2 separate regions of the Homo sapiens genome follow, and region 2 is linked to region 1. The links are chromatin loops, found by intact Hi-C in ENCODE. Cell type or tissue: heart right ventricle. All regions are shown on one strand. Links, peaks and the distances in the headings refer to the core of each region. The heading gives the core; the rest is flanking DNA.

Region 1 (8,472 bases), core at 3,116-5,615:
CAGATTCTCAGGCTCCTGCTGCATCAAAGCGCTGGGAGTGGAGAACTGTTATCTGAAGTTTAACAAGCTCTGAAGGTGATTCTGATGCACACTTAAGTTTGAGAACTACTGAGAGCAGTCTCTGGTGTTTCCCATAGAAATTTGCACTTAAAGATAGCAACTTAGAAACTTTTCTGAAAATTTAAATGGTTTTAATAGAAAGAGGAAGGGAGGAAGGAAAGAAGGAAGGAAGGAAGGGAGGGAGGGAACAAGGAAAGAAAAGGAACTCATTTGACCATTAAATATAAATCTTGTGTTTGTCATATTTTTGTAGAAAAGAGGTTCTTAACCTGCGGAATCACAAACCTCTCCTGCCACCATGGGTTTCTGAACAGAATTAAGAGAATTCATGAGGGAGAAGCACATTTTTATTTTCACTAAACTCTACTGAAATGTAACATTTTGTTCAATTTGAGTGTAGGTTGATAAACCACAGCAGTACTGGCCATTCCCATGATTTTGTCACCAATAAAACCACAGATATATGCAGATGCATTAGAGTTGTTGCAAATATCTAAAATATTACTTAACTCCTCACTACCTCAATCTTATTTAATGTATTAATTTAAAAAACAAAAAACACATGTATAAGAAAGACAAGGGAAAGATGGGGAGGATAAGAGGGGAGAAGCAGGGAGGGAAGGCAATCCACAGCATAAAGGGAGGAAATACTATGTATTCAGAGTAGTTCCTTTAAGAGAGCTGAACGCAAAAGCAAATGAGAAGTGGGAGGGCCAGGAGGAGGAGAGGGAGGGGGAGCAAGATTCAGCCTAAAGGAATAGGCTCAAGGAAAATCACATTCCTGTGCAAGTAGGTACTGAACATGGACACATACATCTCAGTCAACAATGGTGTGTTAAGTGCTTTCTCTGTTCCAGGCAGGATGCTAAGACCTAGGGAGAAAATGGTAAAACTGGACCCTTTTCTCAAACTCACTTTAAGCTCATCAAACCAGAACAAATATTTTCATCAAGCAAATATGGATCAACCATCTATATGCAAGTACTACTCATGATTATTAAAGATGAGGTCCTGGGACTCACAAAGTATACACTCTAGTTGATCGGTCAAGGCATAAAACAATTCAAAATTACAGGGGGTATCGATGAGCCAGGAAGATGTTAACAAGTTCCTAATCAGCATCCAGACCAGAGCTGTGACAGGGCTGGGGAATGTCGAAGTCAGCCTAGGGAGGTGCCACTTAACCTAGGGGGGCAGTAGGACCTCAAGTTTGGAAAAAGGTGATTAGACCAGCACGGCTGAAACAAAAGGGACATGTAGGACCGTGGAAGTGCTTGCTTAGAAGATTAAACCAGAGCCAAGACTGATGAGGTTCCAACGGCCAGGCTAAATCTAAAGTCCCATTAGCCACAAAGATTAATTTAGAATTAGTGTTTCTTTTCATACAAGGATGCCATTGATACAGAATCAAAAGCGGTTAAACTGTTTTCAATTCCCCTACATGACAAATACTTAATGTAACTAAAAAAATAATACTGCCAGTGGTAGTGTTCATCAGTCATACATATATATAATACATATAAATAGTAAATAATATTAAATAAAATATTAAAATAATAGTAATATATTTTATACAAATATTTTATATATATATATATTTAGAGACAGAGTCTCACTCTGTGGCCCAGGCTGGAATGCAGTGGCAGAATCATAGCTAACTGCAGCCTCGACCTCCTGGGCTCAAGCAATCCTCCCACCTCAGCCTTCCTAGCAGTTAAGACTACAGGCTCATGCCACCATGCACAGATAATTTTTTTTTTTTTGTAGAAACAGGGTCTTGCTATGTTGCCCAAACTGGTCTTGAATTCCTGACCTCGAGCGATCCTCTCACCTCAGTCTCCCAAACTGCTGGACTACAGGCATAAGCCACCGCGCTCGGCTGTTTCTATTCTTTATTCTTCCTTCTTTCCCCACATTATCTGATTGTCTGATAAAGTCAGCTTCAGAAGGTCTGGTGACCATCTATTTAGTTGCAAGCGCCATTCCTCGGTCAGTTGCGAGCTTGGGGCGCCCTCTAGAGGACTAATGAAATACGCCGGCTTGGGGCAGCTTTAAATTTGGGCTGCACAGAGGAATAATCCGGGGAGCTTTAAAAACTCCTGCTGCTGGGCCCCACACTTACAGATGGAAATTTAATGGTTCTGCAGTGTGGCTTGGGCATCAGAGTTTTCTAAAGATCACCCAGATTTATAATAATTCTTGGAATCAGAGAGTGTTGGCCCTCCAAATTTGTTGTTCTTTTTTCAGTGTTCTGGCTGTTCCAGGTCTTTGGCATCGCCATATAATATTAGAATTAGCATATCAATTTCCAAAAGAAAATGCCTGCTGAAGGCTGGATCAGTAAGTCTTTTGCCCTCCCTTCTGCAGCCTTCTGCCTGCTGGTGCCAAGCTGCAGAAGGGAGGACTTACCGATCCAGGAAGATGAGGAGAGATGAGAGAAGAGATGAGAGCCAAGGGAGGATGGATAAAAACAGCCAGCAAAGCAAAAGGCGGCTGGGACTAGGTGAGGGGAGGGACGACAAAGGAAAATAGTATTGCTTGCCATTCCATTGCAAAATTGATTCTATTGCTGTCTTCTGAACTCCCCTGAAATGACCCCACAAAGTGCACAATGCTCATCAATGCTTTCAGCCAGTGGACTTCAGGCAAAATTCAAAGGGGGTGTTGTTTCACGCATCCTAGGGCAAAGCAGAGACTGGAAGTATAAGAAGCCTGGAGACTGAGAAGGCCCTGTGAACATAAGCCTCCCAAAATTCTTAGCCAATCTTTTAGATTGGGTCTTGGACATTGATGAGCCATGGCATTGATGGCCAAGCTAGTTTACCTAGATCTCTGGAAGGCAGGATAGAAGACAATTTGATGAATGACCCATACCAGGGCATTGAACTTTCCTCTCCCATACACACATGAGATTCCTCTTCTGCAGATGAAGAAAGAGCCACCACCCTTTCTCGGCTGGCAGTGGGTAGGAGGGGAGTGAGTGTGAGTTAGCCAGAGTAAGGCTGGAGATATGAAATCAGCAGAAGGCACAGGGATTCCCTTGAAGAAGGCAGAGAAATGAAAATCCAGAGGAAAAATTAGTGAGCCCAAATCAGCACAGCAAAAAGGATTCACATGAAGAACAGGAAACAAAGAAAGAAAAATCAGAAAAGAATATGACTGTGCTCCAGAACTGATATCAGTTGGTAGTGATATCATTACATTTCATATTTCACAGCAACTGTAAATTAGAAGGGATTGATTATTTTCAAGTGCGGGGACATCAATATGGGAGGGAAATATACACATTCTAAGGCATTGCTAATGGTTCTGGACAATTAGGAACAGAGACTTCACAATATTTAGCCGCTAATAATCATAATTATATTCCAGGTGGTTGGGCACTACGTTTTGGAGATGACGCAATTTCTCAGAACAGATTTCCCAGAGAACAAGCTACATAAATAATATTATATAATATTTCATGATACTAGGGAAATGACATCATGTTTAAGACAGCTCCATGGCTGTGAAGTATTGCTCAGAGAACCACTTCTGTAAATTTGGTGAAATAGATTCAGTCTGTGGGCATTGGAGGGTGTACGACTGGGGTCAGGGCCAAGTCTCACAGTAACTTGAAGTTCGTGGCTAGGAATTTTGCTCTTTATGTAAAGAGCAACGAGAGCAGTGGAAAAGTTTCCTTCCGGAAAAAGCTTGACCTCATTTATAGCTGGAAATCCAGGGGTGCTCTCCAGCCTGGAGGTCCGATGCGGAGAGGGCAGCGCTCGCTGCTGCAGGCGGTGCCAATAAACAGTGATTGTTTCCCCTCTGCAGTTTTGAGATCATCCTTTCTTTTGTTTTTCTTGTTTCCCTGCCTAGGTCTGATCAGAAGTTCATTTTGAATTGTATTAAGACTTAGAGATGGTCTTCCTCTCTCTATTGTCTTCTTCTCACCATTAGCTTAAGTGAAAAATTAAACTGATGTAAGTCACCTGTGTGTATTGCAGACCCTGAAGCCTCAAATTTAAGCCGTCAGTGTGCAACATGTGTTAGTGGCGGCATCTCCTGGCGGAAGGTGGTATTGACTTGCTTGTTCTCTAAAACAGCAGTTATCAAGCTTTTTGTTCATAAGATCCCTGTATACTGTTAAAAATTATCGAGGGCCGTAAAGAATTTCTGTGCAAATGGGCCATATCTATCGATATTTATAGAATTACAAATTGAAGCAGAAAATTTTAGTATTTTCTTATGTATTAAAATAACAATAAACCTGTTACATATTAGGGTGAATAACATATATTATTAAAAGTAGCGTTGCTTTCCAAACAATAAGATGCATTGTCTTAAAATCCTGCATATCTATAGCATAGGGCTTAATAAAAGACATCTGGGTTCTCATATATGCTTCTACATTAAATCTAAATATGTTGTTTCTGTTGATTACATGAAGAAAATTTCAACCTCCACAAATATATAGCCTTTTCAAATAATTGTAGATATTCTTTCTGGATACTACAACAAAACTTGACGAGTGATAGTTTCTTGAAGTTGAGCTGCACTGTGAAATCTGCAAATGTGTCAGTGAACTTTTTCTTCACAGTTACATTAAAATCTATTGGTTTCTCTTCCACTTTGCATAGATATTTACCAGTGCATGATTTTGTAACCTTACTTCTCAGGAAAATATGGGCTACTGAGTTATGTAGACCTCCCAAGTGTTAACGTACTACATTACATTGTGCAATCAAAAATGTGTTTAGTGGCCGGGCGCGGTGGCTCACGCCTGTAATCCCAGCACTTTGGGAGGCCAAGGCGGGTGGATCACAAGGTCAGGAGATTGAGACCACCTGGCTAACACAGTGAAACCCCGTCTGTACTAAAAATACACACACACACACACACACACACACACACACACACACACACACACACACAAAAAGCCGGGCGTGGTGGCGGGCGCCTGTAGTCCCAGCTACTCTGGAGGCTGAGGCAGGAGAATGGCGTGAACCCGGGAGGCGGAGCTTGCAGTGAGCTGAGATTGTGCCACTGCACTCCAGCCTGGGCGACAGAGCGAGACTCTGTCTCAAAAAAAAAAAAAATGTGTGTAGTAATTTCATCACTAATCATATCAGAAAAGTCTTTAAGTGAAGAAAATGTCAAGCTCACTGTGGTGAATACACATTTCCTACAATTCTAGTTTTTGCTTGAAAGTTCGTATTTTTTCACCAAGTACCAACTGGTTTTCCTCGAAATGACACATTCATTCTGATTATTTTTTAGAAAACACCCAACACCCAAATCTGAATAACCTTACTTTATCTGTCAGTTATTTCAAGTAAAAATAGCATTCCACCAAAAAAAAAGTGATTACAACCCTCACAACCCTAACAACCAGACAAGAGTTTTTCCTCTGAATGAATGTTGTACTTTGGTGTACAGCAGAAGTGCTCTCTGCACACTTCCCATTTCATCATGCAGATAATTTAAAAGATACATATTTATGGACCAATATTTAATAAAATTAATAGCTTTTACCACTTCTTCAAGAAAATTTGTCAGTTTCACTGACAAATTTAAAACCCAGTCAAGACACCTCAACGATGAACTCTCCAAACCCTTGATTATTGTTGTATCCATTACAGTTTGGGGTAAGAACAGAACCCACCCTGCTTATTTTAAGCAGGGAAGGATTTAATACAGACATTTACAAAGTCACTGCTGAACCTAAAGGAGCACATTCTGGGCTGGGCTTCAGGAATCATCAGCTGTTGGAACATTGCAGAAGCGACCCACCAGGGAAACTACCGGCCCAGAGACCACCCCTGGAGTTCTCCCAAATTCGAGAAGCCACTGGTGTCTATGGGGCCAGAAAACTCAGTAGTCTTTTGGCAAGATGCTTCAGAATCTCCTTGTTTCCCAACAGATTCAGCCAACACGTATGCAGGAAGATGCTTTCACCTCATTCCTATGATCCAAACATCATGTGAGTCAATCTAATCACAAAGCTTAAGTTGCTTCCAGAACTCTAACGGCAAAGAAATCTGAAAAATACAGTGTTTGGCTTTCAAACCTCTCAAACTTAGAAGGAAGGTTAAACGAAGATTGAGCAAGTCAATTCATTGTTCTAGATGTACTCAACAGTAATTTTCTCACAAAAGTCAGTGGTAACAAATGGCCGATTACCACTTTTTATCCAAATGATGGAGGCTGTTTCTAGAAAATATATACAGAGATTTCTATTTTACGCTCTAACCATTGGTTTTCAGCAAACCATGCCAATTGCAGGTTGTAAACCCAGAAAGAAAGGCAGGGGAGACAGGGACTGGGCAGGTTTATCATACTCAGAGAGAATCTGACTTGTCCTGATGAGAAACCAGGACCTTTCTCCGGGCATCCCTAGGAGGGCACAATAGAGATACCACCACTATGTTCTAGTATCTCTGTTAAAGCCTCTCCTTCTGGTCCACTGAACAGTGCTTCTGTCAAGCCAGTAATTCTCAAAACTTGCTATTGTGTTAAGAATGTGGTTAAAATGCGTAGTGTCCTGAGCTTATTTTGATTTTGTATGTCCAAGAGATAATGATTCAACATACCTAAGACAGAATCTAGAATTCCTTAAAAATTTATCTTTTTAAAACATTTCTGTCTTTTTATTTATTTATGTAACAGTTTACCTCAGGACATTCAGATGTAGCTGGTTTACTGATCACAGTATGATAAACATTGTTTTAAGACATCAGGTCCTAATCTGTTCATTCAGACTTGCCAGGAGACAATTTATTAAGATGAAATAAAGTCCCTGACACCTTGTGATCAGTTAGTTGTGCCCGGAGTGGACCAACACAGCCGGAGCAACGCAGCAAGGCTGAGTGGTGGTAAATTCTTCCATCACTTTAAAGCTAAAGAAGCCATTTCCCACTGAAATCCAGCTAAAAGTCATATACTGTTCTAGTTTATCACAAAATTGTTGTTTTTGTTTTGTTTCCATTAATTCTTTTTGGTTAGATTTTATTTGGGCATATAATGTGAAACAACAATCTGCTTTCTCACCCTATGCTACTTCATTCTTGATTTGTGATGTTTCCTTTATCCTATTTTGAGCATTTTTTTTAAATTAGGGTGTCTTTTGGGACTCATTATTTTTTATTGAGCTGTTCGTCAGGGTTCCAACCAGAGAAATGCTATTCTAATCTTAATAGCTATCCAGTTTATTTTTATATTAGAAGGAGGAGCACATTATTCTCATTGTTTTGTCTCTTTAAAACTGTACTGGCTCTTTTCACTAATTGCTTCTTTTTTATTCCAGATGAGCTTGTGCAGTAAATCCATATTGATTTTTCATTCTCTTGATTTATTATTTTATATCAGGTCTAACAGACTTCTCAGGCTTTTTATTTATTCCTTCTGTCCCCTTACTTAGAATTGCTACTCATGTTATCAGATCATTGTAGGTGTGTGGTGTTATCTCTGGGTTCTCTATTCTCTTCCATTGGTCTATGTGTCTGTTTTTGTACCACTACCATGCTGTTTTGGTTACTGTAGCCCTGTAGTATAGTTTGAAGTTGGGTAGCATGATGCCTCCAGCTTTGTTCTTTTTGCTTAGGATTGTCTTGGCTATTCAGGCTCTTATTTGGTTCCGTATGAATTTTAAAATAATTTTTCCAGTTCTGTGAAGAATGTCAACAGTAAGTTTAATGGAAATAGCACAGAATCTATGAAGTGCTTTGAGAATAATGGCCATTTTCATGATATTGATTCTTTAACAATATTGATTCTTCCTATCCATGAGCATAGAATGTTTTTCCATTTGTTTGTGTCCTCTCTGATTTCTTTGAGCAGTGGTTTGTAGTTCTTCTTGTAGAGATCTTTCACTTCGCCTGTTAGCTATATTCCTTGGTGTTTTATTCTTTCTGTGGCAATTGTGAATGCGAGTTCATTTGTGATTTGGCTCTTGTCTTGACTGTTGGTGGTATAGGAATGCTAGAGATTTTTGCACATTGATTTTGTATCCTGAGACTTTGCCGGAGTTGCTTATCAGCTTAAGACACTTTTGGACTGAGACAATGGGGTCTGGGCAATACCATTCAGGACATAGGCATGGGCAAAGATTTTATGACAAAGACACCAAAAGCAAAGCAAAAATTGATAAATGGTATCTAATTAAACTAAAGAGCTTCTGCACAGCAAAAGAAACTATCAATAGAGTAAACAGACAACCTACAGAATGTAAGAAAATTTTTGCAAACTATGCATCTGACAAAGGTCTAATATCCAGCATCTATAAGGAACTTAAATTTATGAGAAACAAACAAACAACCCCATTAAACAGTGGGCAAAGGACATGAACAGACACTTTTCAAAGGAAGACATACATGCAGCCAACAAGCATATAAAAAAAGGTCAGCATCACTGGTCATTAGAGAAATGCATATC
Region 2 (8,472 bases), core at 2,111-4,610, 1.5 Mb before region 1:
AGTCTGAGCATTGCGTTAATATTTTTTAATGACAATAAAACCAGTAGCACTGAGGGCAGATCCTAAAGAATGAAGAAATTAAGGGCAATAAGGAAGACGAAGAGAGTCAGGGATGACTTGTAGCTCTGGTAAAGACAAGAGAGCTTTATTATCAGTGGCAACAGGGAGCCATTAGAAAACCATCTAATGTAGACCAGAGCTTCTCAAACTTCAGTATTCTGGGGATCTTGTTGTGATGCAGATTCTGATTCAGAGGCCCTGAGCTTTCTAGTAAGGAGGATGCTCCTGCCCCAGGACAATGTTTGGAGATGTTGGTCCTCAGAATGTACATTGTAAGTGACAGGTCAGGTGTGGATAAAGCAGACCAAGACAGCAGCTGAAGTTTTGTCCTAGAAATGGGTTGACATGATACCTCAGTCTTGATGAAATGAAATAGCCATCATTTAGTGATTCCTTTGGGAATTTGTCCTCCAGTAGTTCTGTTAGGGCCCAAAGATCCAGGTCTGCCTCAGTCTCAGGCACAGGCTACTATTTTTGAAGTTCTTTTCAGGAGCCAGATACTGTGCTTTAGTCACATCACCTCACTGAGCCCTCCAGACAGCCAAATGGAGATGACTTCCTTTTTACGGACAGGACATGGAAGCTCTGTGTTAGTGAGTACGTTGCCTAAGGTCATGCAGCCAGTAAGTTGCAGAACTCAAATCTGAACCCTTCTGACTCAGAAACTCTGCTCTTACCACATCTTAATTAAGTGCCCACCACAAACACATGGCTCATGAAATGAATGCCTCATGCTCCCTGCCCTCCAGCAGCACAGAGTCTAAAGGGAAGGATGTGTCACAGGTAATTACCATCCAGCCATGTTGGTGGAGAAGAGTACCACCAAGGTATTAGCTTTCCACTCTGCAGCCTTCTTTGGTTAGAACTGTTAAAAATGTCCTTTTACAAAGCAGAAGCTTGAACATTGAATAAGTTGGCATAACATGTTTAAAGGTAATAAATGATTACATCTACCTTAATTGTTTTCATTCCAACATATCGTGACAATTTTCTAATATAAAAGTTGAGAGAATGGCCGGGCGTGGTGGCTCACGCCTGTAATCCTAGCACTTTGGGAGGCTGAGGCGGGTGGATCACAAGTTCAGGAGTTCAAGACTAGCCTGGCCAAAATGGTGAAACCCTGTCTCTACTAAATATACAAAAATTAGCCATGCGTGGTGGTGGGCGCCTGTAATCCCAGTTACTCGCGAGGCTGAGGCAGGAGAATCGCTTGAACCCGGGAGGCGGAGGTTGCAGTGAGCCAATATCGTGCCACTGCACTCCAGCCTGGGTGACAGAGTGAGACTCTGTCTCAAAAAAAAAAAAAAAAAAAAAAAGTTGAGAGAATCATACAGTGAATATCCAGATGCCCGCCATAGTTATTTTTTACTATATATCTTTTGTTATATTTTCTGTCATCCCTCTATCCATCCATCAGTTCATCCACTTTTTTGATGCATTTCAAAGTTGCAGACATCAGTTCACCCCTAAATCGTTCAGCATACATGTCATTAGAGTTCAGTATTTGTCAATGGTTTTTTTTTTTAAATTTAAAACATACAACAAAATGCACAGATCTTAAGTGTACTATTCGATGAATCTTGACAAATGCAGACACCCATAAAACCCAAACCCTTCTCGAGATGAGAATATCCCCGCCATTCTGGAAGGTTTCCTCATGCCCCTTCCCAGTCAAACTCAATTCTGTTGCCTCAAAGGCAGTCACCAAATTAGTGATTCCTGTTCTAGAACATCACATAAATGGAATTAGCTTTTTTTTTTCTTTTCCTTTTAGAAGCCTGTGGTCTTAGCAAAGAGTTGCAAACATTCAACACATCCTTATTAGGCTCCAGCTATCTATCTGTAAGAATTTGTTTATAGGATATGTTTGTTTTAGTGGAGTAGCAAGAAGGCTTGAAGGACTGCCAAGGACACACCCTTCATACAAAGGCACCCACATCAACGCACTAGATGAGAGAGCATCACAATCCCATGTAAGGGCAGAGTAAGCCCCCCACCCCAGGCTGGGAGATTAATGGGTTACAGCAGTTGGCCCCAACCTAGGGATCTTTGGCTTCCAGGTATCCCCAGAATTACCTTTGAACTCCACTATTATTTTTAGTATTTCAAAATATCAAATTGAAATGATACATTAATCTTGCATAGGGCTGCACAGACTAACAAAAGTACTTTTTTTCTTTCTACTGTTGATTGTTATTGTAGAATTATAATAGCGAACATCTCTGGCATATTTATAATGTATCAATCACTGTTTCAAGCATTTCACATTTTAAATTTCATTTGATAATATCAGTAGCGTAACGTCTCATACATGGTCATTGTTTCTGTACTTTTTTAAATGAGAAAATGCATTTTTACTCTAAAAGTGTGGCTTGCTTGGTAGACTAAAAACCTTCAAATATGAGGCCTGTGGAGAAAAATAATGAAAGGAATGGCTGGACTAAATAGAGGCAAGTCGGCTGGGCGCAGTGGCTCACGCCTGTAATCTCAGCACTTTGGGAGGCCAAGGCGGGCGGATCACAAGGTCAAGAGATCGAGATCATCCTGGCCAACATGGTGAAACCCTGTCTCTATTAAAAGTATAAAAATTAGCTGGGCCTGGTGGCGGGTGCCTGTAGTCCCAGCTACTCGGGAGGCTGAGGCAGGAGAATGGCTTGAACCCGGGAGGCTGAGGTTGCAGTGAGCTGAGATCATGCCATTGCACTCCAGCCTGGGTGACAGAGCAAGACGCCGTCTCAAAAAAAAAAAAAAAAAAAAAAAAAAATAGAGGCAAGTCTCTCTTTGATTCTTAAGGAAATCTATGCTTGGGGAACCTTTGTTAACGTATTGAAAATGTGAATAGTGACATTACAGGAAGTTGAAGGTATAAATCGTAAGAAATTGGCACTATAGATTTGTGATTAATTTTTCTTGATTTTTACAAAGGCATAAGAGACTGGAGTTACGAGTTCATTTTCCTCTTGTTACTGAGGGGTCTGGGCCAGGGAGTCCGGTTTCTTCCTCTTTCGAGATTTAACCAATTGTGTGACCGTGGATGAGGCATTTGACCCCTTTGGGCCTCAGTTTCCCATGTGTAATGTGTAGTTTGAACTAGTCATCTCTAAAGCCCTTTCCAGGAATGAAAGTATGTGGTTCTCTGACGTTTGCTCCAAGATGCTCATCCGCTGAAAGCCTTGCCCTGGCTCCACGGGCTTCAGCCCTTTGAACAGAAGAGGGCGCCCTAAACATGGTGATTCCTTCCTTTCCCTGCGGGCCCTTTTGGCAATTCAGGTAGAGGACCGGCGCAAGTGTTCTCGTCAGGATTCAGTTGTCCAGAGGCCAGCATTTTCCCTGGACAAGGGGTAGCTAAGGCCTCAGAGGAAGCCACTGACTTTGCATCTTTCCAAATCTTGTGAGGTTGAAATTTTAATTATATTTTAACTATGGATATAATTGAAGAAGATGGAAAAAAGACACTATTGTAATTCCATAGTCAGTTACTGCTCTAAAATAAAATGCAGATAAGTAATATAGCCATTCTCGTTCTTGTTGACTGGAGGGGGTGGGGTATGGACGTGTCACGTATTGTCTCAGGGCTCTCAGGGCATGGCTTCATTCATTCATTCCATATTTTCCGAGGGTCTACTTGGTGCCAACTACTGTTTGTTTATAGCGTCAACCAAACAAAGCCCTTGTCCCCATTGAAGCTAATATTGTATGAGCATTTTCAAAATGGTGGGCTGAAATGGATCCTCAGGCCTCGAAATGCATGCATGGAGCCATATTTGAGCTAACTAAGGGTGTGAAGCTTCCATACACCAAGTAGTTTCCAAAGGAAACTGCCCAGGGACAGAACATCTGCTTATCAGGAGTTTTGCCACTAGCAAAATGGAGTAATTGGGAAAATGACTGTTGAACAAGTTAAATGTACAGGTACAACATTCTTTCTTTCTTTCTTTCTTTTCCTGAGACAGAGAGTCTCCCTCTGTCGGCCAGGCTGGAGTGCAGTGGCGCAATCTCCGCTCACTGCAACTTCTGCCTCCCAGGTTCAAGTGATTCTTCTGCCTCCACCTTCCAAGTAGCTGGGATTACAGGCGCCCACCATCATGCCCGGCTAATTTTTGTATTTTCAGTAGAGACGGGGTTTCGCCATGTTGGCCAGGCTGTTCTTAAACTCCTGACCTCAGGTGATCCACCCACCTCGACCTCCCAAAGTGTTGGGATTACAGGCGTGAGACACCGCGCCTGGCCCAACATTCTTGAAAGAAGGACAAGAAAGCTACCTGCATTTGTCCACACTGCTCAGTCTCAAGGTAATAAAGGGAGTGGAAGGCTATTAGCATTCAGGCAAACGCAGCAGCTAAAGCGCCTGTTATGGGCAACAGCACAGGCTGTAGAGTGAGGCTGCCCAAGTTTCAATGCAAGCTCTGCCACTCACCCTCTGGCTGAACTGGCGGAAATTTCTTAACCTGCATGAGGTTCTGTGGGTCATGTGGGGATTCAATGGGTCCACATATTTAAGCCATCAGAACAGTGGCCTCGCACACAGTAATTGCTCAGTAAATTTTCACCATACTTACCGATGTGATTATCAGTATAACCTTAAATTGGTCCCGTTCCTGATTTCTTTTCATTCTGACTAAATCCTTTTAAATCTTGGGTTAAAAGGCTAAATAAATTTGCTTAGCCAGAACAAGAGAAAGGTTTGTTGAGCATCTGCTATTCTACTGTTCTAGGAACAAGGATTTGGCAATAAATGAGATAGAGCCTCTGTCTTCTCAGGAGCTTACAGCAGACAATAAATACATTAAAAAGCAAACAAACAAGTTCAGATGTAATGGATTTGAGTAGTATTTCTCTCTTTGGAATGAATTATAACCACATTAAAATCTTACTTGTGATGTTCTTGATGCTACACATTCATGTAAGAGAACATCTTCCACTTAAGGAATTGATGTATGAATCCTAGCAAAAAACTGAGTAAGTCAGGATATCTTCTGGCTTTCTTTTCCAGTTCCACAAGATATAAGCAGAAACTGGAGATGCTACACATTCTCTTTTGGTAGAAGAGCATTGCACTTGACTACAACAAGATTTTAAGCCTGATTATTATATCTTGAATTGTATTTGTTCACAATTCAAACTGGCTAAAGACTGAATTCCAGGCTGATATTCTTAGTGTGGTTCCAGCAACTGGAAAATGGATTGTGTTTCCTTTCAGCCTTCTAATTCCTGGGTGAAATGAATATACAGTCATGTACCACATAATGACATTTCCTGACTGCATATATGACGGTGGTCCCATACGATTACAAATACTGCACATTCACTCTACCTTTTCTATGTTTAGATATGTTTAGAAACATGAATGCTGTGTTTAGATATGTTTAGACAAACAACTACTTAGCATTATGTTACAGTTGCCTACAGTTTTCAGTATAGTAACAGGCTGTACAGGTTTGTAGCCTAGGAGCAATAGGCTCTACCATACAGCCTGGGTGTGTAGTAGGCTATGCCATCTAGGTTTGTGTAAGTCACTCTATGATGCCATCTAGGTTTGTGTAAGTCACTCTATGATGTTCGCACAATAAAGTTGCCTAACGATACTTTTCTCAGAATGTTTCCCCGTCATTAAGCGACACATGACTGTATGTTACTGCTGTTATGTTTCATAGCAGCCAACCATCTTCAGCAGGGAGAGTTTCTAGTAGCCCAGACAGTATCTTTGTGCAAATTAGAAAAAGATGCCCCCTTCCTTAAGGTATTTTTCTGCCATCTACCTGAAATTTTTTATAATAAATATTCATTTCTACAAATATTCAGTGCACACCCTGCTCAACCATATCAAACAGCTCTCCTAATAGGTCTAATGAAGTCCTTCAAAGAGAGAAGCAGTACAATTTATATTATAACTTTATTTTTAATTGCCTTCTTTTTACCCTTTCGCCTTGTAACCAGTGTGACAAAACACAATCTTGTCGCCTCCAGGCAGACAAAAAGATGCATACCAGTGATTAGTAAGTCTATACCAGATCCTAGGAATTGAGTACATCCTTGGGAGGGGGAGGAGACAGTTAATATCTAGATGACCACAACAAACAAGGAAATAAAATTGCAATTCCCTCCAAAACACAAAGAACCCCTAAAACAAAACCAAAAAATGTCTCAGTCTGACCTGGCACTGGGCCATCTTTTTCAGCTGCCAGATTAGCTTTCCTGCTTTTATCCATCAATAGAAGGAGTATTGCTCCATTGTTTTGCAATTACAATGGTTCTGTGATCTCTTGAATCAAAATTGAACTTTGTCTTCTTGTGTGAGAGAATACAAGATCCATCCCATATCAGTTTTCTGGAGCTCCAGATCCATTCTCTAATGCTAGGCAGACATCTCTGCTAGACTGACCATTAGGCACTTTAAGCTGAGCATGCCTCAAACTCATCCCGTCCTTTCCCTCCCAAACCTCTTTCTCCTCCTGTAGTCCCCACATCTCCATTGACTTCCTGACTCTTCTCTCAGTTTCACAAATGATTAAGTACCTTCTTAGAGTTCCTTTCCCTTCACCTGACACACATCAGTCTCCACCACCTGCTGCGTGCTCTGCATGTGGACATCTGTCGGGATCTCTCTGTTCCCATTGCCTCAGCATTGGATGAAGTCTTGGGCCCTCGTCATTTCTCCCTGGGACTAATGCAGTGGCTTCTCAGCTAGTGTTTTAGCCATTCCCAAGTCTCCTCACCTCTTTTCAATTTTCTGCTCCCCTGTTATCTGAACAGAACTGGGACCATTTACCCGCACTGCTTATAAACCTCTAGTGGCTTCCTACTGCCTTCAGGATCAAATCTCCACTCTGTTCCAGTCTACCCCAACCTGCCACTAGTTTTAACCACTATTCACTGCTCTCCTTTCTGTTTCTCCTCCCTATCCCACGGTATTCCCTGCCACTTTTCACTACTTAAAATTTTAGAATTCCCTCAAAATGATGGGCATCAAGCCTCCTGTACTTCATGGATTGAATACCACCACGTTCTTCCTCTGGCAAACATTTTTTTAAAAATTTATTTATTTATTCATTTATTTATGACACAGGGCTCTCTCTTTTGGCCAGGATGGAGTACAGTAGCTCAGTCGTGGCTCACTGCAGTCTCAACCTGCTGGGCTCAAGCATTCCTCCCACCTCAGCCTCCCATAATGCTGAGATTACAGATGTGAGCCACCGCGCCCGTCCCCTCTGGCAGCTCTTATTCATCCTTCAGGTCCAGCACAAGTTGTCGCTGCTTCTCTGAAGTTTTCCCACCCCCACCCTCTTCCTTCGATTTTCCTAGCACATTTTATAAACTTCTGTCTTGATATTTTTGTCATGATGTGCTGCAACATGTTTCCCCTCCCAGGGGATATGCCCGGTCTCACTTCTTTCCCTAAGGCACTCAGGGCTGACTCGGTAAGGACTGTACTCAAGGGTTGGTTCAAACCTTGAAATGGGAAGATAAGGACAATGAGACAGGCACGTGGTTCTGCGGGCTGTTGAGCAACTCTTGATGAGCTTCAGGGACACAAGGGAGGAGACTGCGGGTGCCCTGGTGGCCACTAGTTGTTTGGACAGCTGGAAAACAGATTGTTAAAAATAAAAATTTTCATCAGAATGTTTTCTTCTTTTGTACACATGACATTCTGTGCTTCTAATGAAACTGGGCCTTTACAAAATGAAATAAAAGGATCTGTGCTATTATTGACTATAAAGTGATCATCTTTAAAAAGACAGACACTAAGAAAGAAATTACTAATTCAGTGAATTGAAAGTCCAGAGTTCTAGAATTGATTTATGGGTTCCAGCAAGGATCAGATATTTAAATGATTAGGTTTTTTATCATCTTCCAACTTCTTATTGTTCAAAATTGTTACAAAAATGAATTCAGGCTGGGCATGGTGGCTCACACCTGTAATCCCAGCACTTTGGGATGCCGAGGAGGGTAGATCACCTGAGGTCAGGAGTTCGAGACCAGCCTGGCCAACATGGTGAAACCCTATCTCTACTAAAAATAATAACTAAAATACTAGCTGGGCATGGTGGCACATGCCTGTAATCCTAGCTACTCAGGAGGCTGAGGCAGGAGAACTGCTTGAACCTGGGAGGTGGAATTTGCGGTGAGCCGAGATTGCGCCACTGCACTCCAGCCTGGGTGACAGAGCAAGACTCTGTCTCAAAAAAAAAAAAAAAAAAAAAAAAAGTGAATTCAGTCTTGCTTATATATTTTGAGTTCCGTAGAGTTCAACATTCTACTGAAAATATAAGATGAATGGGTTTCATTATCTTGCCTGCTTAAATTTATTGATGCAGGGGTAGAAGCAGGAAAAGAAAAATAAGAAGAAAAATAATTAATTGATGTGCAAGTTTGTGGGGTTTTTTTGCCAGGGAACAGATTTTTTTCAGGACT

The links. A loop is a pair of places that touch in the nucleus more often than their neighbours do. Peaks named below come from ENCODE experiments on the same cell type or tissue, not always from the same donor. Only the 100,000 strongest peaks of a DNase experiment are listed, where the experiment ranks them.
Region 2: it touches region 1 in a loop (13-fold over the local background); 10 of 110 quality-filtered maps call a loop at or near these places.

What each region holds. Positions count from the first base shown.
Region 1 is chr20:16,797,739-16,806,210 of GRCh38, reverse strand. No RefSeq gene overlaps it. Among named protein-coding and RNA genes, the nearest start is that of OTOR, 54 kb to the right of the region's middle. In heart right ventricle, for the core only: a CTCF peak has its summit at 4,103 (motif pointing left); a DNase peak (open chromatin) is centred at 4,100; H3K27me3 peaks cover 902 bases.
Region 2 is chr20:18,271,724-18,280,195 of GRCh38, reverse strand. LOC124904876 (a long non-coding RNA gene) reads right to left here. Exons shown (of 3, transcript XR_007067544.1): 2 at 7,510-7,640; 3 at 125-389. Among named protein-coding and RNA genes, the nearest start is that of ZNF133, 13 kb to the left of the region's middle. In heart right ventricle, for the core only: a CTCF peak has its summit at 3,259 (motif pointing right); a DNase peak (open chromatin) is centred at 3,275; H3K27me3 peaks cover 1,655 bases.